Linked DNA regions of Homo sapiens: regions 1, 2, 3, 4 and 6 are each linked to region 5. The links are chromatin loops, found by intact Hi-C in ENCODE. Cell type or tissue: chondrocyte. All regions are shown on one strand.

Evidence for each region. Peaks named below come from ENCODE experiments on the same cell type or tissue, not always from the same donor. Only the 100,000 strongest peaks of a DNase experiment are listed, where the experiment ranks them.
Region 1: it touches region 5 in a loop (1.9-fold over the local background); 3 of 110 quality-filtered maps call a loop at or near these places.
Region 2: it touches region 5 in a loop (2.2-fold over the local background); 2 of 110 quality-filtered maps call a loop at or near these places.
Region 3: it touches region 5 in a loop (2.8-fold over the local background); 10 of 110 quality-filtered maps call a loop at or near these places.
Region 4: it touches region 5 in a loop (2.4-fold over the local background); 6 of 110 quality-filtered maps call a loop at or near these places.
Region 6: it touches region 5 in a loop (2.8-fold over the local background); 4 of 110 quality-filtered maps call a loop at or near these places.

Annotation. Positions count from the first base shown.
Region 1 is chr3:64,223,058-64,228,057 of GRCh38, forward strand. It overlaps PRICKLE2 (prickle planar cell polarity protein 2), which reads right to left and starts at 2,409. Exons shown (of 8, transcript NM_198859.4): 1 at 1,853-2,409. RefSeq lists a silencer at 2,296-2,590. In chondrocyte, CTCF peaks have their summits at 991, 1,192 and 2,377; a DNase peak (open chromatin) is centred at 2,289.
Region 2 is chr3:64,460,804-64,465,803 of GRCh38, forward strand. The region is part of intron 5 of LOC105377123 (a long non-coding RNA gene); the gene reads right to left. Among named protein-coding and RNA genes, the nearest start is that of PRICKLE2-DT, 18 kb to the left of the region's middle. In chondrocyte, CTCF peaks have their summits at 2,951 (motif pointing left) and 3,156; no DNase peak of the experiment used is centred here.
Region 3 is chr3:64,390,593-64,395,592 of GRCh38, forward strand. No RefSeq gene overlaps it. Among named protein-coding and RNA genes, the nearest start is that of PRICKLE2-DT, 52 kb to the right of the region's middle. In chondrocyte, no CTCF peak of the experiment used is centred here; no DNase peak of the experiment used is centred here.
Region 4 is chr3:64,184,394-64,189,393 of GRCh38, forward strand. All of the region lies in intron 2 of PRICKLE2 (prickle planar cell polarity protein 2), which reads right to left. PRICKLE2-AS3 (PRICKLE2 antisense RNA 3) reads left to right here and starts at 3,151. Exons shown (of 4, transcript NR_046702.1): 1 at 3,151-3,212. In chondrocyte, a CTCF peak has its summit at 2,714; a DNase peak (open chromatin) is centred at 3,448.
Region 5 is chr3:64,339,693-64,344,692 of GRCh38, forward strand. No RefSeq gene overlaps it. Among named protein-coding and RNA genes, the nearest start is that of PRICKLE2-DT, 100 kb to the right of the region's middle. In chondrocyte, no CTCF peak of the experiment used is centred here; a DNase peak (open chromatin) is centred at 2,030.
Region 6 is chr3:64,028,576-64,033,575 of GRCh38, forward strand. No RefSeq gene overlaps it. Among named protein-coding and RNA genes, the nearest start is that of PSMD6, 7.6 kb to the left of the region's middle. In chondrocyte, CTCF peaks have their summits at 2,273 (motif pointing right) and 2,497; no DNase peak of the experiment used is centred here.

The sequences.
Region 1 (5,000 bases), 120 kb before region 5:
ATCATTTGGATATAACAGTACCAGAGATGGCATCTTTTCTGCTAGCAAAACCTTTCTGCAGGCAAATGGATGTGAACATGTTGCCTTTTCAATACTGTTTTTTAGCAACAACACTTATAATGATAATGACAAAATGGTAACAATGACAACAACAACAACAACAATAGCAGCTAATATTTACTGAATATTTACTATGTGGCTGCCACTGTGCTCTGCATAGGTCATCTCATTAAATCCTTACACCTATCACCCTAACTATAGATTCCATTGCTCTCTCCACTTTACTGGCAGGAATGGGTAGCTTTAAGTATCTTCAGCTCTTTCCAGCTCCAGAGTCTGAGCCCTGGATAAATATCATCTCATACTATCTAACCTCTAAGTTCCCTTCTCATTCTTTAAGCTTCCATAAATGCATCTTTCTTCCTCTATTTCTATTTTATTCCCTCACATTTCATGGGTAAATCTTTATAAACACACCATTTCAAACAATGCTATTTTACTCTTTCTGGCTGCCCCGTGAATCTTTATAGACTGAGATGCCCGATGGAGCCAGTATGTTTTAATTTTCACATGAAAAACAGAATTCCCAAGGGGAAGGAGCATTTGATGGAAAGGCAAAACCTTTATAAGCACTCAAGGCATTAAAATCCAAATTTCCAAAATATGGTAATTATGTCAAAGTTGTGACTTACTCTGGAGCCCTTGGGGACCCTCATCCTGACCCATCTGTGAAAGCCATCAGCAGGCAGTAAGCCTTCTGAGGAGCAGGATTACAGCAGCCAATTTGGCCTCTAGCAAAGAGGCAAGGCTGCTTCATTTAGTTTAAGTCTCACTGAGATGGTTTAAAACACTCTTTGGGAAGAGATGTGCAGGCAAAGCAAATCACAGCCTTACCAGCTGCAGATTCAGTACACGGCAGTCTATGTCTACATATTCATGGCACACTGGAGCCCTCCCCTGACTGTGCTCATACATGCATTGATATGGGAAGCAGAACTCTCTCACTGGGGAAATAATCTATGTGCCTAAGTTAGACAAGAGCCACATTTGGACCAGCGGATGGCATCACATCTGGTATGGATCGCTAACCTCAGTGTGATTTGGCCCAGCCTGGATTATTTATGATTCATAAAAGTCCCACTGGACCCCAGCATAGTCCAAGACCACATAACAAAAAACCATGGGATTAAAAATCTGTATTTCATTGCAAGACCCCCATGGCAAATTAGTAATGCTATGATTGGTTTTCGAGAAGCCAAGAGTGAGGAGAACTAACTATGATCACTCCCTCAAGAAACCCAGCATAGAGGGCAAACCGAATCATGTGTTCAGCCAGGCTATGCAGTCATATTCTGAAGCTCTGTCACCATTTCTAATCTGAAAGCAGTGTCTAAAATTAAACCTAAATAATTTGAAAGCCATTTCTTTACCTGGAAGTCTCAGCTGAGTCCTTGTTCCTCAGATCCCCTAATGGTTTCTGACATCATGTGTTGAAATGACTACTGTACATGAACGCTATCAGGTATTTGGTCTGTTAGCCCCTTTCCCCATATTATTATGGTTTTTTAAAGAAAGCTACACTTTTAGAGAAACGCTGCTTCTTCTTAAGCATCAAGATTTAAGCGTTTCTTCAGGACTCCCTAGAGCTGTGACATAACACTTTGTAATCGAGCTTTCTAATCAGCATAGAAAAGGCAAAAGGGGTCGCAGGGCCACCAAAAATGCTACCTGGCCAAGAAAACGAAGACCCAATATCCTCCCCCAGTGCAAAGGCCCTAGATCTGGCTTTCTCATCCTCCTTAGAAAATATACTGCTGTTTAATTTGTGAATTAGAGCAAATTTCTTACCCACCTCCAGGGAGGATGAAATGCCCAGTCTCGGAGGAAGCTTCTGCCAGACCCTTGGAGCTTGTCAATTGTCCCAGTTCACTTTCTCCCTGGATCTGACTTCTAAGAACGCAAGCAGGACCTCAGGCAGCCAAAGCATCTTCTCCTCAAACCCCCTTTTCAGTCTGAACCCTTCCTGAAGCTGGCAACAGACTCAAGCCGAGCTGCTCCACATTCCCTCAGGGAAAACAGCACTGCTGGATCCAGACTCTGCTGGGGAATTCACCAAGCAAGAGAAAAAAAGTATGACTTCTACTCTTCCTCTAGATCAGCCTGAGTGCTCAGATCGCCTTCCGGAGGACCCCCAGTTTCCTCTTAACTCCCCTTCTTCATGACAATCTGAAGGAAGAAGTCATAGACTCCAGCCCAGCGTCACCAGCTGATCCTGAGCCAGACCCGGGGTGACTAGTCAGCTGCTCACAGAGCTCAAGCCACTGAACCAGGAAATGTGCTGCTTGGTCAAAAAATAATAATAACTCTCGGTGGCGCTGCTGGTGGTGCCTGAGAAGTCGCTGTTGCAGTGCTTGCATCCTCCGCATGCTAATGAAGCTGTGATGTCAGCAAGTCAGTCACGGCATCTGGACGTCCCATCCTGCTGCCCAGTGCTGAGATTTATTTACATGTAAATTAGCCTTGCCTTCCAAATCAATAATCCCCAAGCCAGGGAGAGGGGAAGGAAGCCTTTGCTGGATGCAAAGGCCCAGCTACGTAACCTCCAAATGAGCATGAAAAAAATCACATATAAGAAGAGAGGCTTTAAAGACACATGCCTATTTTTTTTCTTCTTAAAAGCTGTGCTCTTAGGTGCCAAGGTTCAGATCTGGGCACAATTATCAACCTGAGCGCCTGTTTCAGATTATATGCTGCACCAACCTAGGAGTGGAATCAGAGCACTCTTTTTTTAATTAAATGCTGTGTCAAGCCTTCAAAAATGCCTCTCCTTTTTTTTTTTCTTTCTCTTCTCTCTTCAACTTTCATTTTCGGGTGTTGCTTGTTTTTTGGCCTGAGACTATGTCACCTTTGAGTTTTTGTGCACCTCGAAATAAAGCACAAGTGACTCCTTTCCTCACGTGCTTGGGTGGTGAGTCAGTCAGCTGCCCTTTAACCCCTTACCCCAATTCCAACTGCATGCAGAAGAAGACAAAGCATAAACCTTCCCAGGGCATCTGAAGACCCTGAGACCCTCAGAGAGCATTGCTTCCATCTCCTCATTTTACAGATTAGAAAATGGAGACAACTGGAGAAAGGACTTTTCTAAAGTCACACCAGGATTTCAGCAAGGATGGGTCAGAATCCACATTTCCTAGACCTCAGATAGAGCTTTTGTTGAATACCTTTGGGGTCTCCGAGCTCCATTTTTATACACCACTAGGCGGCCTAACCAAGCAATCTGGAAGAAAGGAATCTATACATTTGGAGAGCCCTGTGTTCAAATCCTGCCTTTCCTTCCTGCTAGCAGTGTGATCTTAGGCAAGTAACTTAACTTGTGGGATCTTCAATAACCTCATCTGTACCATTCACTCATTCAATAAATATTTACTAAGCACGTACTCTATGCCATGCACAGCTCTAAAGGCTAGGTATAAACACAGTCTCTGCTTTCAAGGGCCTTATGGGCTACTGCAATTAAAGAAAGTAAAATATTGAATAGAACTATGGTGAAGATTAACACAATATCACATACTCAATAGCTATTTCTGATATTTTGAATGAAGTTAGAAAAATTCACCGAGGCATACTATCTACTAGGCTGATCACTGTTCCTAGCATCTGAGTATTTCCATGGTCATCTTTAATTGTTTAAAATCATATATTCCTTCAATGCTGCCTGTGCAGTATCCCGGGCCAGGAGAGAGGCAAGAGCCAGGCAATATTCTGGACTCTGTGCCTGTGATAAGGAAGCACTGTGAGTGAAAGTAAAGGGTGAGGGAAAGGTTGGGGAGGCTGGGAGGGAGGAATATTCCATCATGCACAGAAGTGTCCCAAAGGACAAAGCAGCTAGCACGGCTCCTTGCCCACACTCCCCCGCCTGGGGAACCCACTCTGATGAGCTCTGCCCTTCCAGCTGCAGTTCCTGAAGCTTCAAATGAATTTCTTTGTTGGATGTGGGGAAGTTAAATTATGTCTTTTGTTGTATGTAATTGTATTAATAATGCTTAATAACTTCTTTCAGAATGCTTCTCTCTAGTTCCCAGAAGACCTTTCATGGTGAAAATCATGAGACCTGGAATAACTTCTCAGTAAGAGAAATAAAATACAAGCAAATGAATAACACTCAGCCTTCAGTTTCCATCACACAGAACTCAGAGCGTGTAGGGAGGCAGATGGTCTCCCCAGACCTCAATATCCTTCAAAAAGTCAATTAGCAAGTCTAACAGTTTGGGGCCCCCAGTAGCCAAGTGGAAGCAGTGACATTCTAACCCAGTGTGGCCACGAACAAGTCACTTCAACTTTCCATGCCTCAGTTTCTTAAAAATGGGTACACTACTCTCTCATCTACTCATGATCAGCATGGTCATATAAGAGGCAATTCACAGGTGATCAACAATGAAATAAAGAAGACAGCTGAAACATAGCAAGAGATTACTCTTCACCTGGAACAGATGTGACACATCACTACCAACTTCATAAGAATTAACATCATAACATGGAGTCTAAAATGGATTGCCTGGGGTCAGACTCTGGCTGTGACACTTGCTAGGTCTATGACTTGAGGCCTGAGGTCCTTATATGTAACCTAGGGCATAATGATAGTGCCTACCTGCATGGGGCCATTGGGAGAATCCAATGAGCATTAATGTGAATCATTTAACACTGAGCCTGTTACATAGCAAACACTCAATAAGTGTTAGCTATTGGTAATATTAATAGAAACAATCATGCTTCCACCATTAACTTCAGCGCAAATTAGTTAAGTAACCAGTTAAAATTCAAAAGGTGGGGAGAAAGCGGTAAAGGGAAGACTGCAAAATCATCTTTATTCCTAGAGCATATCTCAAAGTTCTATCTAATGTGGGTGAGCCACTGATATGCCATTTTCCATATGATACAATACAAATGCTTTGAACTGCTATGAATCTAGGAAATAAAGGAGTAAAAATGACCAAGAGGCG
Region 2 (5,000 bases), 120 kb after region 5:
CCCAGTGGTTTCATTACTTTTTAAAGGGTTCTTGTTAAGCCCAACAACCATTTATACTGGTTTTGACCAAATGTATGGATTTTGTTGCCACTGTTTGGGTAAGTGATGGGAGGGACCCAGTTTATATGATGGGCACCCAAACCAATGTTTTATAGAGTGATCATAATTATAATGACCCTTGGCTTGTGGGAAGCAGTTCATGTCTTACTACAAGCTTCCCGGGGCATTCCATCATCAGATTCTCACCACAACCCCGTAAGAAGCATGTTTCGTGGCATCGTCATTCTAGCTTAGATGACTTCCTGACTTCAACACTGCTAGCTGGTGGTCTGGCCTTGCCTCCTCCTAACTCATCCTCTATACAGTCTCCAGAGAGGTCGTTCCAAATGGAAACCCAAACATGCCAGTCTCCTACTTAAAATCAGCCTGATGTTTCATGGTTCACATTTGCAACATGGAAGAGAAGGGCCTCTGTGATCTAGCCCCTGTCTAACTCTTCAGCCTTATCTCCCGTCACTCTTCCCTCACATTTTTTATCCCGGCTGTGCTGCCTTTTATATAGTTCCCTGCACACCATGCTGTCTTCTTGTCCCTGGGTCTTTGTTCATATGGCTTCCTCTGCCAGAGATACCCCACCATGTAATTATTACACTAATGCCCAATACCAAAGCATTCTCTGACCCCATCTCTGTCTCACACCTGAAGAGTTAGATGCACTCTCCTGTGCTTCCAGAATACTCAACGCATATCTCATCAGTGCATCTATGGAATTACTTTATAATTATCTGTTCATCTGTCTGTCTTCTTCTAAACCTAAAACTAAGTGTTTGAGTATTTTCCCAGGGAGTGCTTATACCATCTTCTTCCTCTGAGTATCTCCCAAGCCTAGCACAGTGCCCAGCACATCATGAGCATTAGTTGGTGGCAGGAAGGGAGTAAAAGGGAAAGGGAGGGAGATCATAAGAGGGAGGCCAATAGCACCATTGGCCTGATTCCACAGATAAAGCAGCCCAGCCTCCAAGAAATTCAATGACCCAGGCAACACAATTAGCAAGTGGAATAGCCAGCATTTGAATGGGAGAAAGATCCTTAGAAATAAGTGAACACAGGCCGGGCGTGATGGCTCACGCCTGTACTCCCATCACTTTGGGAGGCCTAGGCAGGCGGATCACGAGGTCAAGAGATCGAAAATATCCTGACCAACATGCTGAAACCCTGTCTCTGCTAAAAATACACACACAAAAAAATTAGCTGGGTGTGGTGGCATGTGCCTGTAATCCCAGCTACTCAGGAGGCTGAGGCAGGAGAATCACTTGAACTCGGGAAGTAGAGGTTGCAGAGAGCCGAGATAGCACCACTGCACTTCAGCCTGGCGACAGAGCAAGACTTTGTCCCCCCCCCAAAAAAAAAAGAAAGAAGTGAATACATCCTTTCATACAGCGGAGAGAGCTTCTGTTTGCATACCTGCAGGGATGGGCTGATCACTGCCTCTCCAGGCAGCCATTTTCATGGATGGTCAGCTAGGCTATGAAACAGTTCATTCTCTGGAGGTGCCAAAGCCAGTTTCCCAGTGATTCGCATCAGCCCGGTTTCACTTTTGTCTTCTGCTGTTAGACATTTCCTCTTGTCAGAGCAGAAACCTCAGACTTCATATTCTGTGGATAAATCACCCTCGAATTGCTCCCCCCTTCCTCAATCACCGCCAAAAAATGCAAAAATAACCAGATTCTTAGCCTAAACACAAGCACTTTCCATGTACTATCTAATCCAAACATCCCAAAAACACAAGTTTAAAAACATGCTGGAGATCACACAGCTAAAAAGTCACAAATCAAGCCTAGACCCCAAGGGGTCTAACTCCAAGTTCATGGACTTAACCACCTCACAATATTCTTGCCTGTCTGAGCCCTTTAGCTATTCAGCAGTGAAAAGCTAAGCAGATTAAAAGCACATAATTCTCTCTCTCTTTCCCTCTCTCTCTCTCTTCCTCCCCTCCCCCTCTTCCTCCCTCTAATACTGGGTTTATGAAGACCTAGCAGACCTCTCTCCTCTGAGGATTATTTTTCAAAATGAGTTTCTTTCTCATCCCCCCTCTCATCCCAAGCCCCATCAGAGGAAGAAAGATCGCTGGGCTGCTGGCTGTGCACATACTGTGTTATTCATGGGGTACGCACCAGGATGGGCCAGCTCATTAGGTTCAAAGCCTCAAATTAATTTTACATTACTGTCCCCAGAGGTGAAAGGTCATTTTTTATCTTCTTAGCCTTATCCACCACCCGGGATGAAATTGGATCTTTAGGAAGGAGGGGACCCTGCTCCCTATTGTACCAGCTGTTGATGCTTCTCTTCTTTGTTGTGAGTGAAATCGCACACACAGAGCTGAGATTTAAAACACACACACACACACACACACACACACACACACACAAACAAAAAAAACACCAGAGGTGGTTTTTGTTGTTGTTGTTTTGAGGCAGGGTCTCACTCTGTTGCCCAGGCTGGTGTGTAGTGGCATAATTATAGCTCACTGCAGCCTCATACTCCTGGGCTCAAGTGATCCTCCCACCTCAGCCTCCTGAACAGCTGGGACTAGAGGTGTGCACCACCACACCTGGCTAACTTTCAAACTTTTTGCAGGGATGGGGTCTCGCTATACTGCCCAGGCTGGTCTTAAACTCCTAGCCTCAAGCAATCCTGTTGTTTCTGCCTCCCAAAGTGTTGAGATTACACACTGAGCCATTGCATCTGGCTGGCGTTGTTAAGTAGGAACATTTTGTAAATTACGGAGCAGAGTAATGATTGAGAGGCTGGTACTGAGTGTGTTGAGAAAGCTAGAGACTGAAACGGACTGCTATTGCCAGGGTGAAGCTGATGCAAACTAGAAGGTGGGAGGCCCTCTTAAATCCTTCAATTTTGCCTTCTCCCTCTGGTGCCTCCTAGTGGCAGAACCAAATGTGGCACCAGCTGGTCGGGAGAAATGGCAGCCCCAACCACTGCATCACAAAACAGTGGTTCGTGGGCCCTGGGGTGAGGGACAACAGCTTAATAATTGGTACTTGCAATCATGTCTATATCAAAGATGTGTTTTAATAACAATTAGGCTGGTTCATGGAGGCTCTGGTGGGTTTGGAGTGGCCCACGTTCATGGGACGTTCCAAGCATGGTCCCAATAACCTCCCAAATGATGAGAGGAGCCACCCCCCAACAGAGAGAGGCTTGGTTTCCAGGTTGGGCTGCCCCAGTTAGACTGAGCTGGATCAAAATTGCAGGGTAGCCCTGGCTGGATCAAAATTGCATTGACGAGGGGAAGAAAGCAGCATTGAACCCTGCCTGCTTGTATTCACAGTAGCTATTGTCTCACCCACAATGGTGTAATCAGAGTGAACACACTGACCAGTGTTTGCTTTCCCCCTCCCCAGCCTTCTCCCAACATTTTCTCCCAGCTCGATGAAGAGGTTTGGCATTCAAAGGATGGGGATGGTGTGTAGTACCGCAAGAGTGATGGGCAATCCCTGGGGAGTAGAGGAAACAGAATCTTCTCTTCATAGCTCCAAGAGCTTCTACACGATGGATGCCCTGCCGAAGGATGAGTTGCCATGCAGCTTTGGAAGACAATACTGTCAGAAAGAGGCAGAATCTTGCCCTTTCCCAAAGCAATGCCCATCAAAAATGCCCCATGAATATCTTGGAGCCAAGTGGCATTCCTTAAAGACAGCAGCTGCCAAACAGCAGGAAAAAGGTCAAGGTAGAAAGGTGGGATTTGGGGGAAGAAAGCAAAATAGAGCCTCTGCAGTTTTAAAAATCAGCTTAATTTCCAATGATATTCACCAGGAAGCTTAATAGACTTAATAGACCCTATAAAGCAGGGCAAAGGGGTTCCATTTATTACACATCATGCTTTCAATTCAGGACTGTTCTTTCTCAAGAACAGAGACTTGGTGGGGCACCCACACCACTAGAGATTAAAGCCCCAGAGTACAACTGAAGACCAGAGCTGGCAAAGAAAGGACTGCTCTAAATCAGGACCCAGCAACCATTCTGCCCACAACTTTTCTGAGTTGAACTGGCCTTGCAGAGGAGGGCAGTGAGTTACCAAATAGCAGCTTGCCAGCCGAACAAGCCCACCTTATCCATTCTGGCCTGGAAAGGGAGAGAAGTTAGAGGTTAGGTCTTTTTGATTTTGGTGGAACACCAATGGCTATGTATTGGGCATCCCTAGCTGGCCAGCTGGTAACTGGTTCTTAGATCTGGTTGAGCTCTGCCCTATAAGGTTCGGTACAGATGTGAAAAGGCTGGTTCCTGGCTTAACATCGGACACAGGTACCCGCAGCCCCTTCAAGGATGATGCAATGAGAACCTGTCATTTTGACTTCTCAACATTCTTTATACCGTCTTCCGGTAAGAGCACCACAAATTCCTGTGGGGAGCCATCTCTTCTTCACTTTCAGCCCTATAACTAAGTGTGGTGCATTGAAATGGATTTTAGGATTTTTATTGAAACCGTCAGGAAGAAAAGAAATCTCTTTTGGTGGCAATGGAAATAGTTTATGCATCAGTCAACTATGGCCACAACAATGCTATATAAAGAGCCCTCATATAGCTCAGCCCCACGTATCAGAAAGTGTTTATTATCATGCTAACAATTTCTCAGATTAGCTGGCATGCCTCTGCTTCCAGCTGCAAGCCTGCATTCAAGTGAAGCAGCTTCTCTCTAAATGTCTTTTTTTTTTTAAAGAGGCTACCTGCAGCATATCCTCATGGTAATTCTACAAGCACAAGAGAAAGCATATGGAAACAGGCAGTTCCTCTTAACACCTAGGCTCAGAACTGGCACGCTGTCATTTACAACCACATTTCTTTGGCCAAAATAGAGTACATGGCTACACCCAACATCAGTGAGATGGCAAATGCACTCTACTGGTGGAAGAGACTACAAAGTCACTGGCAAAAGGCAGGCATGCAGGATGGGTGAGGAGTTGGGAAAAATCACGCATTCACCC
Region 3 (5,000 bases), 51 kb after region 5:
GGAAATGTTTGGGGGCATTTTTGGTACTACGGGTATTTAGTGAGTGAAGGACAAATGTGTTCTATGTGTGATTCAGTTCTGTACCACAGAGAATTGATCCAACTCAGATGCCTCAGAAACACGGATTCTCTAATGAACTTAACTTTTCTAGAAAATGAATTTCTTAATGAAAACTCTCTCCAGTTTCCTCACTCTCTTTTACCTGTGTCTGGACATCTGGTCACAGGCTAGGTGTTTTCAGTGTCTAAATTATATTCCTCATAGATAGGCATGGATTAGTTACCTCTAAATGATTCCTCTTGCAAATCTATGCCTGTGAAGTTGGCAGCCTGGGGTGATAATTAAAATATTTAGTAACAAGCACCAAGAAATCAGAAGAGAGGTCTATGTAAATTAAGGGACTAGACTTTCTTCTTGCACACTGGTTATCAGCTATAGGAGTGGCACCCTTTGGTTAAAAGGCAAGATGTGGAATGTGGAGCCACTGGACAGTGGAAGGCAAGGGCTCAGGGAAGTCACATGCTCAAAGGAAACATCCATGGGCATATGATGGCATATTATGGTAACCAACTCACTGTCCAATGGGAGGACCACTCAGATGAAGAGTGAGGTCACTGAGCCACAAAATAAAGCTGAGTCATTTGGAACTTTTGGGTCTATACTGATTTATTAAAAGCATCTCAGGTAGGGTGAACAGGATCCCTTTTACTTGAGTGGCAGAAGAAATAAAAATTGAATGATGAAGGTCACCATAATTCATTAAGAACACTTAAACCTAACCCTTATTATACACTACCTTAAGTGACCTTCCCCAAAACCTTTTGAAGTAGGAATTATTTTCCCATTTCACGGATGAGAAAGTCAAGACCCAGAAAGCAAAATATCTTTCCTGAAGCCACAATATAAATAAGCAACAGTGTCTGAAATTAGAGTCCAGATACAGTCTGTGGTCTTTTATGAGTGGTGAAAAGAAAGGAAAGAAATGGAGAAAGAAACAGGAGAAATAAGGAAAAGAAACCAAGGAGGTATTCTATAATGTGCTATACCTGTTTGGAAAGTAAGCAAAATTATAAGGAATAAGAGAAGTAAAGTAAGGCTTTCTCCTCTATTTTCACTCCCAGGGGAATTCTCTTCTTTTTTTCCCAAAGCCAATGGCAGCTACACTTTCCTCACCAAGTTCTCCCAGCTCTAGGTCCACAAACCAAGGCAGATCTGTACCTTCTCAGAATTCCTTGAAGGCCCGAAGTCTGTGTCACATAAACTAGGTTTTGTCAAAATCTCACCCACCATTCAAACGCCACCTACTTCTTAGTGTCTCTCCTTAGATGTCCTCTTCTCTGCCCACTCTGTGCCATTTTATGGCCCCCTCCGCCTTTCCCAGCTGCAGTACCCTCACTCCCACTGGGACTTTGTCTTTCTCATGGTGACGTTTCCGCTGAATGCTGGCAGATGGATTCTCTTTGGGGGAAATTATGTCTGTAAGCATAATGTATCGTATCAAAGTATAAATGCTATCAGCATCATCACCACCACCACTGACTTAGTATCAGCCTCGTACAGTGTGCCAGGCACTATGCCACATCCTTTAGGCCTGGTTGAATAATCTTCATTCCAACCCTATGAAGCAATGACTATTATTACTGCCTTTTACACATGTGAAAACTAAAGCTTCAAAAGATTACATAGCTTGTCTGGTATCACACATGTCTCTTTCTCTTTTCGCAGTCCACGGAGAGCAAACTAGCAACCTGTAAATACTTAGTGGAACATAATTCATTCATCCATTTGCTCATTTGTTGGTTCACCCATTCATTACATGCCAGACAGTTGATAAACAAAATAAGAATAAGTCCCACCCACTGCCCTCTAAGCAATCATAGTCAAGTGGGAGTTTGACTTTCCCCCAAACAAGCACTTAGTAGAAGGTGCAATAATGGGGGAGGTTCAGGTCCCTAAACAGCTCAGGGACCAGGCATCCCAAAGGAGGTAGATTCAGGTGGTCATGAGTGTTTTCCCTGCTAAAGTCCCTGGCAATGGGGTCTTCTGGTGAATGTCCCCAGTTTGTAGAATACTCAGGGCAAGAATGACTTGCCCTTTGGTACTATCCTGTGTCCTCAGCAGCAGAGCACACAAGAAGTCCACATCACTCCTGTACCAGCCACTGTCACCTCCAAGAGTTTGCTTTGTAGTGATCTGAGGGCCCAAGCTCTCACTATTCTACGCAATTATAAGTAGAATCCTGCAGAGAAACAAAGTCCCCTTCCTTATTTTTACAGAGGATTGTTTGTGGCACTTACAAGCAGCTTCAAATGAGTACACAGGTTTTATTTCCCTACAGACTTTAACAACATCCTGCCATGAGATGAAAATCTGGTAGGCACTCCTGAAAATCTGCCAGCTTGCAGCTACATTCCCTTTAAGGCTTAAACATATTTGGAAAATAAATTTTTTTAAACATTTTTTTAAAAATTCAATACTTCTGCTGTAGAAAAATTGACCACCAGAAATCAAGCTTCCAAACCTGGTTTTATGAGTTACCTGTGGCATAACCATGCCAGATGCAAGACCTTTGCAGCAATTATTTTCCATGCATCTACAGAGTTCAGCCTATCTAGGCTGCATGCCCTCACACACCTGGGGGTTGGCTGACTACGGCTCAGTCTGGCCGGTCTACTCTGCTCTACTGCGTGTGCCTCTCATTCTTTCCCTGGAATGGTCAGCTCACTAGGCACATCTTTCTTGTGATGATGGGGGAGTGGAAGAGCGAGAGCAGAAGTATGTCTGCACTTCCTCAAGCCTCTGTTTGCCTCAGGTTTGCTGATATCCTATTGACCAAAGCAGTCCCATGGCCATGGGTGAGCTCGGAGTCAGAGTGGGAGGGCAACACAAATAGCATGGACAGGAGGAGCAAGGAAGAATCAGGGTGACTGATGTAATAAGAGACCATGCTAGTCCTGGTAAATTAGAGAGACAGTGGCCATATGCTCTAAAACCCACAGTAGGCTCGACTAGGATTTTTATGTTCTTCCAGCTGAAAAACACATCCTGGGAAGAGCAGTCTAGATGGCAAAAGGTGGACATTTCTGAGATGTGTTGCTGGTGTATTCCAGTTGATACATGAGTCACGTGGAAAAATACAGTCAGCCATTCGTATCCGTGGGTTCCATATCTATGGATTCAACCAACTAAGGATCAAAAACTTTTTTTTAAAAAAACCCAATAAAGGCCAGCATGGTGCCTCACGCCTGTAATCCCAGCATTTTGGGAGGCCGAGGCGTGCAGATCATCTGAAGTCAGGGGTTTGAGACCAGCCTGGCCAACACGGTGAAACCCCGTCTCTACTAAAAATACAAAAATTAGCTGGGCACAGTGGTAGGCGCCTATAATCCCAACTACTCTGGAGGCTAAGCCAGGAGAATTGCTTGAACCAGGAGGCAGAGTTTGCAGCGAGCCGAGACTGCGTTATTGCACTCCAGCCTTGAAGAGTGGAACTTTGTCTCAAAAAACAAAACAAAACAAAAAAGGCGATAAAAATAACAATACAGTAATAAAAATAATACAAATTTTTAAAATGCAGTATAACAACTATTTAGATGGCATTTACATCATATTAGATATTATAAATACCTCAGAGATGATTTAGAGTATGTGGGAGGATCAGCATAGGTTATAAGCAAATACTATACCATTTTATTCCATGGACTTTAGCATCCTCAGATTTTGGTATCCCCAGGGGTCCTGGAAGCAATCCCTCAAGGACACCAAGGAATGACTATATTTATAAACTGGGACTGTACTGAGAACTAAGAGGGATGTCACCAATAAATGGAAATATTAAAGTACCTCCAAACAAAGGTTGCACATTTCTTACAAAGCTAGAGTAGAGTTTATTTACTGTCTATAACTGCTTAAAAACAGAAATAGCAACAATAATTACAAACATTTATTCAGCAATTATTATGTCTTGGGCATTGTGCTAAGCACGTTCTACCCGTTATTCCTCTTAATTTTCACAATAAAACTATGTATGCGTACTCCCTCTCTCTCATATGTAATGATTATATCAATTTTACAAATGAAAAGACTGAAGCCAGTGGTTAAACAACTGGGCCAACAACTCACAAATAGTAAAAGGAGGTGTGAGGACTTGAACCCAGGTCTGTCTGGTTCCATGCTCTTTACCACTCTGCTATACCATCCCTCTCTGTAGTCACATGAGCCTCAATGGGCTTGTCATGCTGCTGTCTTTATTTATAGACAATTCCAGAGCTTCTGAATCCTCTTCAGTTACTGACAGAAAGTCTATTCTGTCTAAAAACGCCTACATTTTACCCAATGCCTGACTAGTCTAATTTAGCGTTTCTTCCATTTGTACATTAACTAAGACAGTTTCTAGGGAGAAGTTAGGACAAGACTCAAGACATGATGTCTGATTGGCTACTGCCAATCTATGAATATAAATCATGCAGAGAGGAAATCAACAAAGCTCCAAGGAGCAGAATGGAGGGGAAAAGAGCCCAGCATTTGGCATCAGACATCCTCGGTTCCTTTTCTGTAAAATGAGACTATTCATTGATTATATCCCAAATATAAATTAATATAAATTGATATATAAATGTATACCAAAATTTAAAATGTATTCTTTTATTCTGTATATGTGTACATTAAAGTGAGCTGTTGCCAGAAATTACTATTTGATGTAAGCTGTACCACATATTCTGTATCAAATTCTTCTAAGATTTTCTAAATCATTTGTAGATTTTGAGATGTATTGGCACATACTTTTGTTTGAAACAGTTGTCACTGGTAAGTGATGCCCCTTCTGAACCATAGCTGGCATAGGGAACCACACTAAGTTCTTTCAACGACATTTCATCAATAGCCATCAGGACCCTGGATCCTGGCACTTTGTTATGACTAGATGCTACTGCTGCATCCTGGCCAATGACCGGGTATCAGCTCTTCCCACATGACCTGGATTGTAGGGACCCAACCTTGGC
Region 4 (5,000 bases), 160 kb before region 5:
GTGCTTGAGAAAGACCACAGAAAATGGTCCCACTGATCATATTTCAGCAGAGCTGTTTCTTTTAGTTATGTTTAGTTATTTTAATTTTATTTTTTTTAAGACACAGGGCCTTGCTCTGTCACCCAGCTGTAATGCAATGGTGCTATTATAGCTCACTGCAGCCTTGAACTCCTGAGCTCAAGCAATCTGCCAGCTTCAGCCTCCTGAATGGCTGGGGCTACAGGCCCACACCAATGACTGACTGATTTAAAAAAAAAAATTTGAGATGGAATCTCGCTATGCTGCCCAGGCTGGTTTCAAACTCCTAGACTCAAGCCATCATTCAAGCGATCCTCCTGTCTCAGGCTCCAAGTAGCTTGGATTACAGGTATGAGTCACTGTTCCAGGCCAGAAGAGCTGTTTCTCATGGCATATTCACCATCCAGATGAATTCTTGACTATCCACACAGCAATGGGGCACAAAAGAAGATGGATGTTTCACAACTATGTTCAAGCCCAACCTCAAATTTATCCATGTCATTTGACCTTCTCTCTCAACACACGTAGAATTGCCAAGTGGTTGGCAAACTTAGTTGGTTGGCACTGCAGCTTTTTTCCCTGGTTGCCTCTCTAAGGCTATGATTCTTGCAATAACTTACATAATGATGGAAGAGAAAGGAGACTATAATACAAGCCCAAATGTTAGGGCCTACATGTTAGATATTGTCCTTGGGAACATACAGAGATTAAGTGTTCACAATTTTGATCATCAACCCTGAGGAAATTATTACCTTCTCACCAAACACTGGATCCAGTGAGGATGGAGACACCACCTCTTTTTTCCTAACACCCTTTGGCAAGAGTCAGAAAGGTTTCTCAGGACCCCAGGATTGTAGGGAAGTTAATGTTTACAGACCCCCCCTAGATTGCTGCTAGAATTTTTGGTATCTTTCAGTAAGTTAGGAAAAGACAGCCTCCCAACTAAGAATTAGAAAAAGTCAGTCCCCAAGCTAGATTATCTGATAAAAGTAATGGCAAAAACAGCAATTACTTTTGTACCACTCTAATAATTGCCATAGCAATAACAACTACCACCACTGTTTACTGAGTGCCAACTACGTGTTAGGCACTGTCCTTGGGAGCTTAGAGATTATGAAATGAGCCAGTCTGTGGAACTCATTTTCTTGTGCCATCCATCTGGATGTTGATGAGTTTCTACCCCAAATCTCCTTTTCATTGTGCATGATTAATACTGAGCAGTTCTTTCTGACAAAAGCTTGGCAAAAGACTTAGCTACTCCCTGAGGCAATTGATGAAACCTTAGGAAGCCTCCACCATTGGCATGGGAGGAAGCTTGCCTTCCTGTTTGCTAAAGAGTAACTTCATTCATTCATTTATTCCATCACTTTATCGAGGTATCAACATATAATAAATCACATGCAAGTATACAATTTGGTAAGTTCCAACATATGTATGTACCCATGAAAGCATCAACATAATCAAGATAGCAAATGTACCTATCACCCCCAGAACTCTTGTCAATCCTTTTGTCGTTCCTCCCTCTCATTTCCCCATCCCCAAGTAACCATTGATCTGCTTTCTGTCACTACAGATTAGTTTGCATTTTCTAGAGTTTTATATAAATGAAATCACATAGTGTGTACTATTTTGCCTGGCTTCTTTCATTTGGAATAATGATTCTCAGACTCTGATTCACTTTGCATAGATCAACAGTTCATTCACTTTTATTGTGAAGTAGTAGTATACTATATAGATATAATACAATATGTTTATCCATGTACCTGTGGATAGACTTTTGAGTTATTTCCAATTTTTGACTATGGAAAAGAAAACTAAGAGCAGCCACTTTAAAAACCCCAAATGTTTAAAACATTGTTTCATTTAATTTTCACAACTATGCTGTAGTTAAGTACTGACATCCTTGTTTTTCAGAAGATGAGATGAAAGTTTGGGGAGGTGAATTAACTTGGCCAATGTTGGAAAGCAGCACAGCTAAAATTTGAACACAGAGCTAGTTATCATCGAAGCTTAGACTCTCAAACACTTATGAGCCCAGAAGGATAGTTACTCAAAAGACAGAAGTTATCGGAGGCCAGCACAAAGCCTGATGTCTGCATGGGTCTTCCATGAGACACTTTCTACATCTACCTTTGTATGGCTCCAGGCCACCTAAAGCAACATATAAAGACTGGTGTTGGAAAGCTCCAGTTTTTGATTGGACCTGGAAAACTGCCATATTGAAATCACACCTATACTAACAGCTTGCACATATGGGTACTTAATAAACAACTGTTGAACGAATAAATGGCTGAATGCACAAATAAATGCATAAAGGAAGGCACAGGCAGATAAATAGATTGAGGAAGGAAGTTAGTTACTTGCTGATTTGGTGGTGGATTAATCCAATCATCCCATGAAATTACTCAAAATATCTCCTGCGTCATAAGGCAGAGGAGATCATCTTGATACTACATTAACTCTCACACCAGGCTACAGTGTAGACTGCCCAGTCAGCAGAAAGGGTGTGCAGCTGTGAATTTATGCAGGAAGTCTAAGTAAGAGGCCAAGTCCCAAACTTTAGGACCCCAGAGTGAATTTACTGTAAAGGTTGGAGATACCTGTCTTGAAAGCTAGAACTCCAATGGCAGGTCTCTCATCCTGCATTTGCAAATGAGCCTTGGCCTTTCTAGGCCTCATAATCTGCACGCAAGCCTTGACAAGTCCCTGCTGGTGGAATCTGGCCGTGTTGCTGCTGACTTCATCTGGCAGAGGCCCTGAAGCCTGGGAACCCAGGTTCTAGTCCCAACTCTGACAGCTCCGTTGAAAACAAGTTTATTAACAGGCAGTTTTAGTGAAAGCTGCACACACAGGCATATTTCCCATTGCCATCTGATGACATCAGTGTATTTCTGGAGCCAAGATAAATACAGCATTGTTCATGTGACTAGCTTCCCAAGAAGAGTGAGGTGGACTGCTCTGAAGCCTCCTCCTGCCCTGCCCCCTTCTTCCCTCCCTTCCCAACTCATCTCTCAAACTGCATTGAAAACACCGAGGTGAGTGACAGTGAAGGCTAACTAGGAGATGCAGCTTAGGGGGAATTTAATCCAATTCAGTTGGAGAGACATGCATCTCCCTGTACCATGAAATTCCATTTTGATCTCAGCATGTGCTGATGGAGTAATGAAATAAAGACAACACTCTGCAAATGGCTGGTGAGTCTAATGATGGTTTTTATGGGGGTTTTAGAAGGGCTATTAGATTGTGCATTCCTTTCCTATAAGCCAAAACCACCCAGCAGACCTTGGGAGATGAACCATTTTATCATTCTTCTCTCCCTTCCCCCAGCATCTGCCAGCCTTTGTCCCTCCTGGTATAAATAGCTTCTCACATAAAAGAGCAAACTGTCAGTAGCCTGAAAGCTAACGGTAAAGCTGGACGCCTGGCACTGTGGCCCCAGCCGGGTGGTGGTGAGTCACAGCTGTATAATTCACGGTCCTGCAGTAAAAGGTATCAGCGCATGCTCTAGGTTAACAGGCCAGAAAGGGAGCTGAAGAAACAGGGCCAATGAAAGACTTTTAAAAGCATCTTGAGTTTTCCTTTAACAATCAGCCTTGTATTTGGGTGATATCCAGGGCATGCCAGTCAAAGGCAAAAAGACAGGAATGGGATTGGGTAGCTTCTGGGGCACACCCTTCATCCGTATCTGCACGCAAATCTGCTTCAGTGTCTTGGAGATTCAAATAATGATTCTGATGAGGACAGCAGCTACCATTTGCTGAGGACCTATTTGGTGTCTGCTTTGTCCTAGGATCCTTACAAAGATGAATTCACTTCTTCTCTGTTAGCTACTTTAGACTTGGGCAGAAGCATCCCCGTGTTACAGCTAAGAAAACTGATGCTTGAGATGCCCAAGGTTACAGAGTTAAGTGATGGAGTCTAGATGTGGCCTCATCTATTCCTAGCAATGTGGCTTTTCCATTAGCCAACAGTAATGGCTCTCAAGCTTTGTCATGCATGAGAAACACCTAAAAGCTTTGTTGAAACAGATTGTTGGGCTCCATCTTCAGAGTTCTGGTTTATTTGGTCTGGGGCAAGTCCCAAGAGTCTACATTTAACAAGTTCCCAGGTGATACTAGTGCTACTGGTATGGGAACCTCGTTTTGAAAACCACGGGACGAGGCAGACCAAATCTGGGTAATCAAGCCATCATTCCATGTAAAGTCCCAGCTCAAATGTCACTTCTGCAGAGAGGCTTCTCTTAGCCATCCAATATAAAGTAGATAGATTCTCTAAATCAGGGGTCTGTGTTTCAAATCAGGCCCCCTTCCTGTTTTTGTAAGTAAAGTTTTATTGTCACATGACCATGCCCATTTGTTCACCTATTGTCCAATGCCTGCTTTCACATTACAACATCAGAGTTGGGTATTTGCCACTGAGACTGTACAATCCATGAAGCCTATATTTACTATCTAGATCTTTACAGACAAAGCCTGTCAACTCCTTGCTCCAGATCATATCACCCTTTCTTATTGCTTTGTTAATAGACGTCGGTCTCTGAATGTGTCTTGTTATTCAGCTATTAAGTTGTCTGCATCCTTCACTAAACTGTCAGCTCCACAAAGGCAGAAGTACTTGCTTTTCTATTCACAGCTGTCCCCTAGTGCCTAGGAAAGTACTTGCCATATAGTTGGCACTCAAAAAATATTTGCTGAATGAATGTCACTATTGAGTGCCCAGGTACGTGACGCTGTCTGTACCAGTAACATGAGAGCCCCTGGAGGAAGTACAGTAAAGCCAGGGTAAGAGAGTGAGAAGAGATAAGGATAAACAGAGATTGTCGATAGGGAAACAAATCTTTGAAGCAGGGCCATGCTGCTTCCTGCAGTGGTGGGGAAACTGGAGGTGGGGAAAAGATGAATTCCTTAGTCACTAAGGTCAACCTCAGATTAGGAGAAATTTCCCATCCCTAAGAATGAAAGAGACTGTGTGACTCATGCTGT
Region 5 (5,000 bases):
GTATTTTTAGTAGAGAGGGGGTTTCACCATTAGTCAGGCTGGTCTCAAACTCCTGACCTTGGGTGATCCTCCCACCTCGGCCTCCCAAAGTGCTGCGATCACAGGCATAAGCCACTGTGCCTGGCTGTGAATGCTAGTCACTGGGTGATAAAAATGTTCTGGAGTTAATGGTGACAGTTGAACAACCACGGGAATACACCAAAAAACGTTGAGTTGTATACTTTATATGGGTGAGCTGTATGGTACGTGAAATATATAATATCTCAATAAAGCTGTTGGATAAAAATAAGGGCCTAGGGCCACTTCCATTATTTACCCATCCTAAAGACAGTTCTAATGATTCAGGTCAGAGGCTGGAGCTCAGTCGCTCCCCTTAAGCCTGGCCCAGCCCCACTTCTGTACCTGCCTGCTGTTAAAAACAGAAATATTTTTATTCTTGAGGAAAAATGAATATGATGATGAGTGGCCAGGCAATGAGGTCCCTCCAGGCCCTGGGCTATAATTAACACAGCCACCAGCTCTGAAGCCAGTTCTCCCTGGAATTTTCTAATACTCTCTATGGAAGAGTCAAGCTTCTAGTTTGGTCCCCCTTCCCCAAGGGGGCAGAGAAGCCAGCAAGCCAACTGAGCTTGTGTCTTGGTCTCTAAATAAGAACAATTCAGCCAAAGGAAGATGGTTGGGAGAGAAGTGATTGTTAATGTAGTACAAGTGTGACACTGAATTTCTCTCTTTCTCCTCACCTAATGAGATTTTCATTTTAATTAGGCTGACTCCATCCGCCATCTCTTCTTAAATCCATATACTAATAGAACATGAGATTGCATCCCAATCCAAACTTTCTATCTGGATGGGTTTGAGCAGCAAATAATTTAGAGAAGTTAGACTGTGAAAGGATCTTACTTGTCTAATAATTTAATTAGCCGAGATATTATGGGCAATTTACACTTCACTGATGACATCCCCCACTGCATGAGTTAACGCAGGGGAAGAGCGCTTTAGCAAAACGCTAGGAATGACATTTTCATATACCCCTGAGATTCCAAGGACATCAGCTCACCAGGAAAAGCCAGACAGAAATCTACATGCATGACTCAAAGTAGTCAGTTCCCACTGGTAGTTACTCATGTTGCTTCGGAGGAAAGAAGACTCTCAAATATCGAGTTTAACATAAATACGTCTGTTCCCTGTGTACTTTCCAAATTTTAAATGCTGCAAGTTCTTTCCAGACCTCTAGCTAAAAGGAAAAACAAGGTTAATTGCTCCGACCCCCGCAAAAGACCAGTGCAGACTAGCAAATACGTACATACACAAACACGCACACACAGAGCAACTTGCTCTAATTGTTTTGAGAGGGGTGCAGATTTCTCATGGAGAATCTGGCAAGCTCGCCTGCTGTGTTCCACAGCCATTTCCAACCCCGTGGACTTCTCCTCTCATTTTTTCAGTCAGTACGTAATTTAGACCTGCGAGGATTTAAACTACAGGGCTATAATTTGTTATAATGTGCGTTTCTTTACTTTCTCTCTTTTTTTTTTTTTTTCAGGACAGTTCTAAACTTCCATGGCTCTTATGAATTAAATGAAGATGTAGTAAAGACCTTAAAATGAGGCCTAAAGGAAAAAACAAAAATTCTTCCTCCTCCAGCTCCAGTTGGAGTTCCGAATGACTTCCTAATCCTGCTGTTTCTGGGCCAACCACCCCCACCTTTCTCTATTCCTTTCCTAAGAACCAACTGCATCTCAGCCTGTTCTTTCTTGGCTCTGCCAGAAGGGAGCCCTCCTGCATGCCTGGGACCACCCACAGACTGCTGGCTCTGTTTGGACAGGAGGACCCAACTGCAAAGAGGGAACATCTTGCCTGTTTCCAAAAGGGGGGTGAGTCACCTTGGTTCAAGCAGTCAGCTCTTAGCAGCAGTTACACACTCCCACCCTCACCCCCATGGCCTTACATGGCCAGAGTCTAGGTGGCATCTAGAATAGGGATGTCCAAGTGGCAGCTGATGGACCAATGCTTGGCTGGCCAGAACATAACTACCCACTGAGGTTTATGAAATACACAGATTTCCAGGGCCCGCCCCCAGAGGTTTTGATGCAGAAGGTCCTGGCATGGTAACTGAGAATCTGTCCGAGGTGACATTGATGGACAGCGAGGCTTGAGACCCACTGGTTTGGAACCAAGATACTCAAGGTAAGGTTCTCAAGGAAGTGAGATAAGGTGGAAATGTGGGAGAAGATGTGTCTCTTAACACCACTATCACAGGAGCCTTTCTGGGTGCCTTTTGAAAGAGGACTCACATACTGGGGTATGTGGAGTTGGTCAGAATAGGGTTTTTTAAAAGGTGAAAACTTTGGAATTGAACAGACTTGGCTTCCAGTTTCTCTGAAACTGACAGACCCAACTTCCAGTTCCTCCTTTGTTATTTAGGTGCTGGGAAATCTTGAACAAGTCTGAGCCTCAATTTCCTCAAATGATAAATGGGAATGGTGAGGCTGAGGATGATAAAGGATAATCACTAACAATTACATTGTGCATACTTTGTGCTGGCCACTGTTCTAATATTACAGACATCCATTTGCTGGGATGTTGAGCATGAAGTCAGATATTTCATATAACATGCTCAGCATATTGCCTTACACATTGTTAAAAAGAAGCTACTGTTATGGTTTTATGTCCTTATTTGTCCAGGAAGATAACTGCCCTTACTGTCTCCTTAGGCAGGATGCAAACTTCCACACCCCTCCAGCCAGCAGTTTCCTGGCCATGCAGCCCCCTCTCCCACCCCATCCGTGATCTAGTTTCTCATGCTGTCCCTATAACATACACCTTAAGGTTCTAGCATGAAAGGCCCTGGTTAAGATAAAACTGTTCTTATGGAATAAAATACTTTCCTGTTAGACTTCAGATATAATTTATTTTTCAGACCAATTACTTAGCAGGATCCTAAAGAGTTTAGGATAAAAAAAGAATACAAGGGAAAGCAGAAGTCAAGAGTGTAAACTGGGGTAAAATTTGCATATCCTTTCAAGTTAAGGATCTTCATCTTAGGATCATAGACACGTTGGAAAACCTATTATAATCCATGCACTCTCTCGCCAGAAAATCCTATGTGGGCATGTGCACATATAAAATATTCTGCATATAACTTCAGGAGATTCATTACACTGATGCCCATCAATGGATGCCCTTGGGAAATTGTGGCCTATAAGTTGAAAATCCAGCCTTTTAGTTCAAGGGTTAGCAAACTCTTTCTTTTCAGGGTCAGATAGTAAATCTTTTTAACTCTGGAGGTCATATGGTCTCTGTTACAACTACTCAGTCCTGCCACTGTAACGCAATAGCTGCCACATATGATAATGAAACAAATCACATGGCTGTGTTCCAATGAAACTTTATTTACAAAAACGGGCTACAGTTTGCTGACCCTTGCTTTGAGTTTTGGTATGCCACCATGAGTCATTACCCATTCAGGGAACATGTAGGGCCCCAGGCTTCCACAGAGTACAGTCTGACAAGAATGCTTTCTTCCCTGCAAGCTCCCCCAACAACCCTCTGCCCCCCTGCCCCTCCACCACCCCAGGCTTGGCTAAATACCTTCACAGCTTAGTAGTCTAGATTTCTAGGACTATGGCAGCTTCAAGGAGGTCTTGCTTCTCTCTCATTTAACTCTCTCCCCAGACCCTAAAAGTATCATGCCCTCTAAGCTGTTCTCATTAAAATCTCCTTCTATATAAATGAACCTAACGTCTAAACAGCAATGTTTTCATCCCTTGAAAATGCAGCTGCACATACATTTACAAGATTCGAGTGGAAGTGCTTAACCTAGGGGTATTGGTTCATCCCAAGTAGGTCTTGAAGGGAATAAAGAAAAAGAATAACATGGCCTAAAAACCTAGAGCAGGCCTGGGTTGTCCTAAGTAATTACATAAATTACTTAAGTGGGGTTACCATAGGTTAGAAAATCGCCTTATTAGTTTTGACAAATTTCATGAGAAAACGCTGCATCTTTAGATGCGGCATGATTAAAACATAATCTGCAGACGGCAGGAAGAGAACAGCCACTCCATTTTCCCCTGTGGTCATGTTTTTTTAAAGAACCTTTTAAATAATAGACACGGTTGTAATCAGATGCTACCCAAAGATAGATATGACATTATTAACCATGGAGAAGAGCCTGTTTCTCATCCCTCCTCTGCTAGATTTGCGCTATCCAACACACAGGATATACATCTGGGCTGATAATTAAACATGTTTAATGTTCATCGTAGCTGTTCTATGGAACGTGTTGCCACAGACTGCCTTTTGTATCCTTAGCTTGGACTTACTCTCGGATGAATGTGTGAGTGGGATGTGGGTGAAGTCACCTTGCCAACCAGACAGAAAGACAAAAATCACTTGATTCAAGAACCGTTTGCAGTTTTTCAGCCCAACTCCCAGCTCTCTTTCTTCATTTCCCAGGAATCTTTTCTTAATGTAAAATATCTTCCTGTTGACATGACAGGGAGAGTGGGGGGAAGGCTGGTTTTCATCCAGAGGAAACTGCTGGCTAAAGAACAGTAACTTGAAGTAGAGGAGTCTGAACCCCAAACCACACATGACAAGATGAGCACATTGAGTGTCCCATTTAGTCTGTGATTCAGATGTCTGAGTTCCTCTTACAGATATCTTCTCAGCTACATCATACAATTAAAAAACCCCCTCCATGACCTAACTATTGTAAATTCTTCAGTTCACTCAATTTAAAAACCTTCCAGGGAGCTTCAGCGTGAACAAGAGGCTATTTTTACAGCACCCCCAGGCATGCAAAGTGTTAGAAAAAAGCATCATCCCTCATGGGTCAATTAATTTAGAGGTCAGCTACCTCACCACCTGAAAAGATATATTTGTCTGTCCTGCAAGCATCTACAACTACAGGCAGACATTGTCCAAAGAATGGTAAACAAAGGAAACTTTTTACCCGATAAACATTTGGTCTTGATACGGGAAGTTCTCTTTTCCCAGTG
Region 6 (5,000 bases), 310 kb before region 5:
AAAGGTTTTTTTTTTTTGATGAAGTGATATTTGAGGTTAGATCAAAATGATGGGCTTGGGTTAGGGTCATCTTTAAAAACAGTTACTTTGTGCCAATTTCCTTAGTTCCTTTAATAATTACCCCCCTTTGTGTATAAAATAAGTGGTGATAAAGAGGTTTTTCTAGTTTGTTTTCCTCTTTGTGGTTTGAAAATCAGCACACAGTCATCTGCAGGGCGCTAAGTATACGATCCTGGGAACATGATGTGAAAAATCAGGAACCTGCAGCTGAACCAGCGTAGCCATTGAGAAGTGGCCATCCTCCCACTTCTGGTAAATTGCCTAAAATTTACATATCAATCATGTTAACCTGTCATACCTCTAGTTCCACCCACACTCCTTCTGTAGGACTCATCCTGGGTAGACACATGACACCCAGGGAAGCAGTCTGAACTGCAAGTGATCATCTACCTGAAGCCTACAAAGTGTTGTTCCAAAGGGAAGATCTGGGACACTCAGACTTTTACTTTTCAGAATCTGAATTAGAAACTGTGGCTGGAATCACCAGCTAGTAGTGGGTGTAGACACCATAGGGTCATGAAATAGAAGGGAGGATGTTGGAGGAGAGCAGCCGGGATCTGTCAGAGATTGAATAGCAGGCTGAAATCAGGAGCAAGGAGGGGCAGGAGAAACAGAGGTATGCCTTACTGAGCAAAGGAGCCCAGAGGGAATCTGAGCAGAAGCAGACAGACAGAAAAGAACCTAGCCACAGAAAATGATGGCACACAGGGGTGGATCATCATCAGCCTATGTGGCAAAAAGACTTAGGTCAACCTTACATGCAAATCCAGCAGCAAAACCATCTTTACAACACCAATTCATGCTACTATTCCTGCTCTTCCCAACTCTTTGAGTTTACGCCTCTTGCCTTCGCTGACGTCACACCCTATTTTCTTGAGTACTAATATTCCAGTGTTTTTAATCACTTGTTAAATTATCCTCACAATAAATACTAGTCACTTGCAGTCTCATAGGGAGTCTCCGACCCTAAGAAGAACAATTACCTGCAATTTAACAACAATACCCATGCATTCACCCTTTGACCCAGCAATCCTGCTTCTGGGAACTTATCCTGAAGCTACACCTCCAAAAATTCAAAAATACCCATGCACAAGGTTATTCATTGCAGTATTGTTTAAAATTGTAAAATACTGGTAACAACTTAAATGCCCAAATATAGGAAAATGGTTGCATACACAATGGTACATAACACATGATGGGGTATTATGCAGCTGTAAAAAATAATAAAGAAATAAATAAAGAAAATGTTCATGAGCTGATATGGAGCAATTTCCAGAAATCAAATGCAATTATTTAACAACAAAAATGATAAAGAGGACTAGAGGAGAGACACTATAAAAGCAAAAATTCAAAGGAACCACTAGAATATGGAATATCGAAAGAAAAACAAAAGAAGGGTGAGTCTCTGATTTGTGTAAGCAAACAAGTGAAATTAAGACACAGCCACAGAGCACTATGGTAACACATGCAGCAAGTACACTGCAATTTCTTAAGATAAACTTGAAGAAACTACCCTGCACATATTGAAACAGCACTGTCTCAACCACCCGCTGATGGAGCAAAGCATAGGAACAAGAAAGTGAACATTGGGAAAGAATTAACCAGTAAACATTTAAACAAGAGGTGTGGTCTAATCATGGGACGAATCAGAACCGTATTGGACTTCCTATCACTCATCTGTACTACTTAGTACTGTTTTTATTTTAACTAATTAATTAATACTTTTTTGGAGATAGCGTTTTGCTCTGTCGCCCAGGCTGGAGTGCAGTGGAGCGATCTCAGCTCACTGCAGCCTCGACCTCCTGGGATCAAGTGATTCTTCCACCTCAGCTCCCTAGTAACTGGGATTACGGGGGTCACCACCACACCCGGCTTTTTTGGGTAGTTTTTGTAAAGACGAGGTCTCGCTATGTTGCCTAGGCCGGTCTGGAACTCCCAGCCTCAAGCAATCCACCTGCCTCTGCCCCCTAAAGTTCTGGGATTACAGGTGTGAGCCACTGCGCCTGGCCTGTTTTTATTTTGAAAAAAAAAAAAAAAAAATTTTTTTTTGTTTTTTGCAAGGTGCACAGGAGGTTGGTGGGTGGGTGAGCTCGACGGTTTCGGGTTACAGAGGTTTCGAACCCATCCCTCTTCTCGTGCTGCGATTTTTGCTTATTCACAGCCCCTTTCCTCGGAAAAGCCCAGAAGTGTTTCAAGTGGTGACCAGCAGAGGGCAGCAGTATCCACCGCTTCCCGCAGAGCACGGCGTGCGGAGGTAGACTGTCTTCCGGTCCCACCCGGAGATGGGGAATTCTAGGCCAGGTGGGTGTGACGACGTGCAGCCCTAGCGAAGGACAGGGGTGCACGACAGAGGCACTGGATGGTAAGCACAGCATTTTCTAAATCTCACAGGAGAAAAATCACTGAAAAAAACCACTGGTGTAAAAGCTGAGTCTGTCCTTTGAACCGCTGCCCTGATTTTAGTTACAAATGAAGCAAAAAATCCTTAAAGATCCATATTCCTAAATTTAGACCTTGACCTCAAAGATCGCCTCGGAAAATATACAAATCATTGTTTCCTTCATTTAGTCAACTATCTATTGATTTGATCCCTACTTCCTGTTCAACTCAGCATCCCTTGTCATGGGCAAAAAAAGTGAATGGACTCAGACCATTGAAACAAATAAACTTAATCTTGGTTAGAAAAATTCCAAGTCAATGAATTTTAAAAAGTGAGTTAGTATCATACCAATTTAAGTGTTTTTTAAATAATGTTTAATAAGCAGGTGAATAATTAGCATTGGCCTAAGAAGGCAGCATTCTTAAATCACAGAAAAGAGGTATTTCAGCTGTGGCTGTATGTCGGACTTTGTGATTCCTTTATTTCTGATTTCCTTAGTAAGTTATTCAACCTTACAGGGAAACTTTTTAAATTTTACGTTGCTCTTTTAAATTAGCCTAAGAATAATAATGGTGCCAAAATCTTGTATAGCACTTGCTATGTGCTAGGTACTTAAGCATTACATATATATTAAGTCATTTAATCAAACAACTGTATCAGATAGATATTATATTAACCCATATTACAGAGGTTCAGAGAGGTTAAGCAATTTGACCAAGGTCACACAGCTAGTTCATGACAGAGTAGGATTTGAACTCAAAAAGTCTGGATTCAGACTCCATGCTTCTAGCCATAATATCGTACTTCTTATTATTAAATATTAGCCACAACATGCTCTCCACGAATAATGGCCTTCCTTATAGAGTCAGTTCCTTCTCCCTCCCTTGAATTCCTACCTTCGAGCATTCTAGATTGATTGATTACCCTGGTCCTCCCTACCTCCCTCCTTTCCTATAAAATGCCATGTCATGTCACATGAACCTTGACATTTAGAAGATAGAATTCTTTTGTTTGATTCAGGTTTTTTTCCTAAAAGAACATCACACTCGATTCTGATCTTTTTTTGGAACGCTTTGTTGATAATTTAAATGACTGTTTTGTGACTTTTTATAGAAGCCTAATTAAAAATGCATAGTTTAAAAATTAATCACCCGAGTCACCCAGACTCAAAACATCTGTCATCCTCCCTCCCTTTTTACCCCGAGGTAATTTTGCCAGGTCCTGTGGCTGCTTCCTCCTGTATATTCCCTAAAATGTCTCCTAAATCTTCTTTCTCATTTCAGTAGTGGCTCCAAGTGCTCCTTACCCCCAGCCTGGGCTTTTATAACAACCTCTCAACTGGTCTCCAGACCCCAATCCATCCCACAAACCACTGCCAGATGAAGCTTCTGAAAGCAATGCTCTAGCCGGGTTGTATTTTTTGCTCTGAAACCTTGCGTGGCTTCGCTTGTCTACGGAATTCAGTACTGAATCGATTAAGAGGTAGTCTTTTCACTGACTTAGTTTTACTGCTCCCTGGTACACAAAAATACTTCCTTCTATAGGTAAATTCATAAAGAAACACACACACAAAAGTAGAACAGAGGATACCAGGGGCTGGGGAAAGGAGAATGAGGAGTTAGTGCTTAATGGGTACAGAGTATCTGTGGGGAGTGATGAGAATGTTTTGGAAAAAGACGGCAGTGATAGTTGCAATTAATCCCTGTGAATTATGCACTTGAAAATGGTAAAAATAAAATTAGCCAGGCATGGTGGCTTGCAACTTTAGTCCTAGCTACACTGGAGGCCAAGGGAGGAGAATGGCTTGAACCCAGAAAGTTGAGACTGCAGTGAGCCATGATTGCACCACTGCCCTCCAGCCTGGGTGACAGAGCAAGACCCTGTCTATAAAAAATAAGAAATAAGAAAATGGTTAAAATGCCACATTTTATGCATTTTTATCATAATAAAAAATTTTTAAAGTATACTTTCTTCTAGTCCAATTAGATCAATTGCTCTTTTCTCTCTGAACACCATTCCCCTGCTTTTTAAGCTTTATACGAGGCAGAAAAATGTGGTCTCTCCTTATTGCTGACAACTATTTCTTGAACCTTGCAAGGCTTCCTGCTTCTTCCTTCTGGTCAGTGAAATATTAGAATAAAAATTTCAGAATGTCTCTGGTGGCTTTTATTGCTTTTCCATCACAAGTTTATAGGAACATTCTTTTCTTTCTTCTCAGTGAGCATAGGCTTCCTAAAAGCACACAGAAATAGCAAGACAAGTCTATTTCATGGACTCTGCTTTCTAATCGGATGGTCTCATGTGGAATATTGTCTCTGGAGAGGTCATAAATGGTTGTCACGCCATGTGTTGTGGAGCCTTATCTTCTCCTTTTCAAAAGCAGGCTGCCTAGTAGGTTTCCTAGACCATGAACAAGCCAAATTTTTGCTTGAAATTTTTAATATTCCTCTTTTTTTATTAATAGAGAACAATGATTCCAACACATTCAGCTTTATTTTAGGAAGAAATAATTTAACGCCTAACCCGTTATTTTTATTTATTTATTTAGAGACAGAGTCTT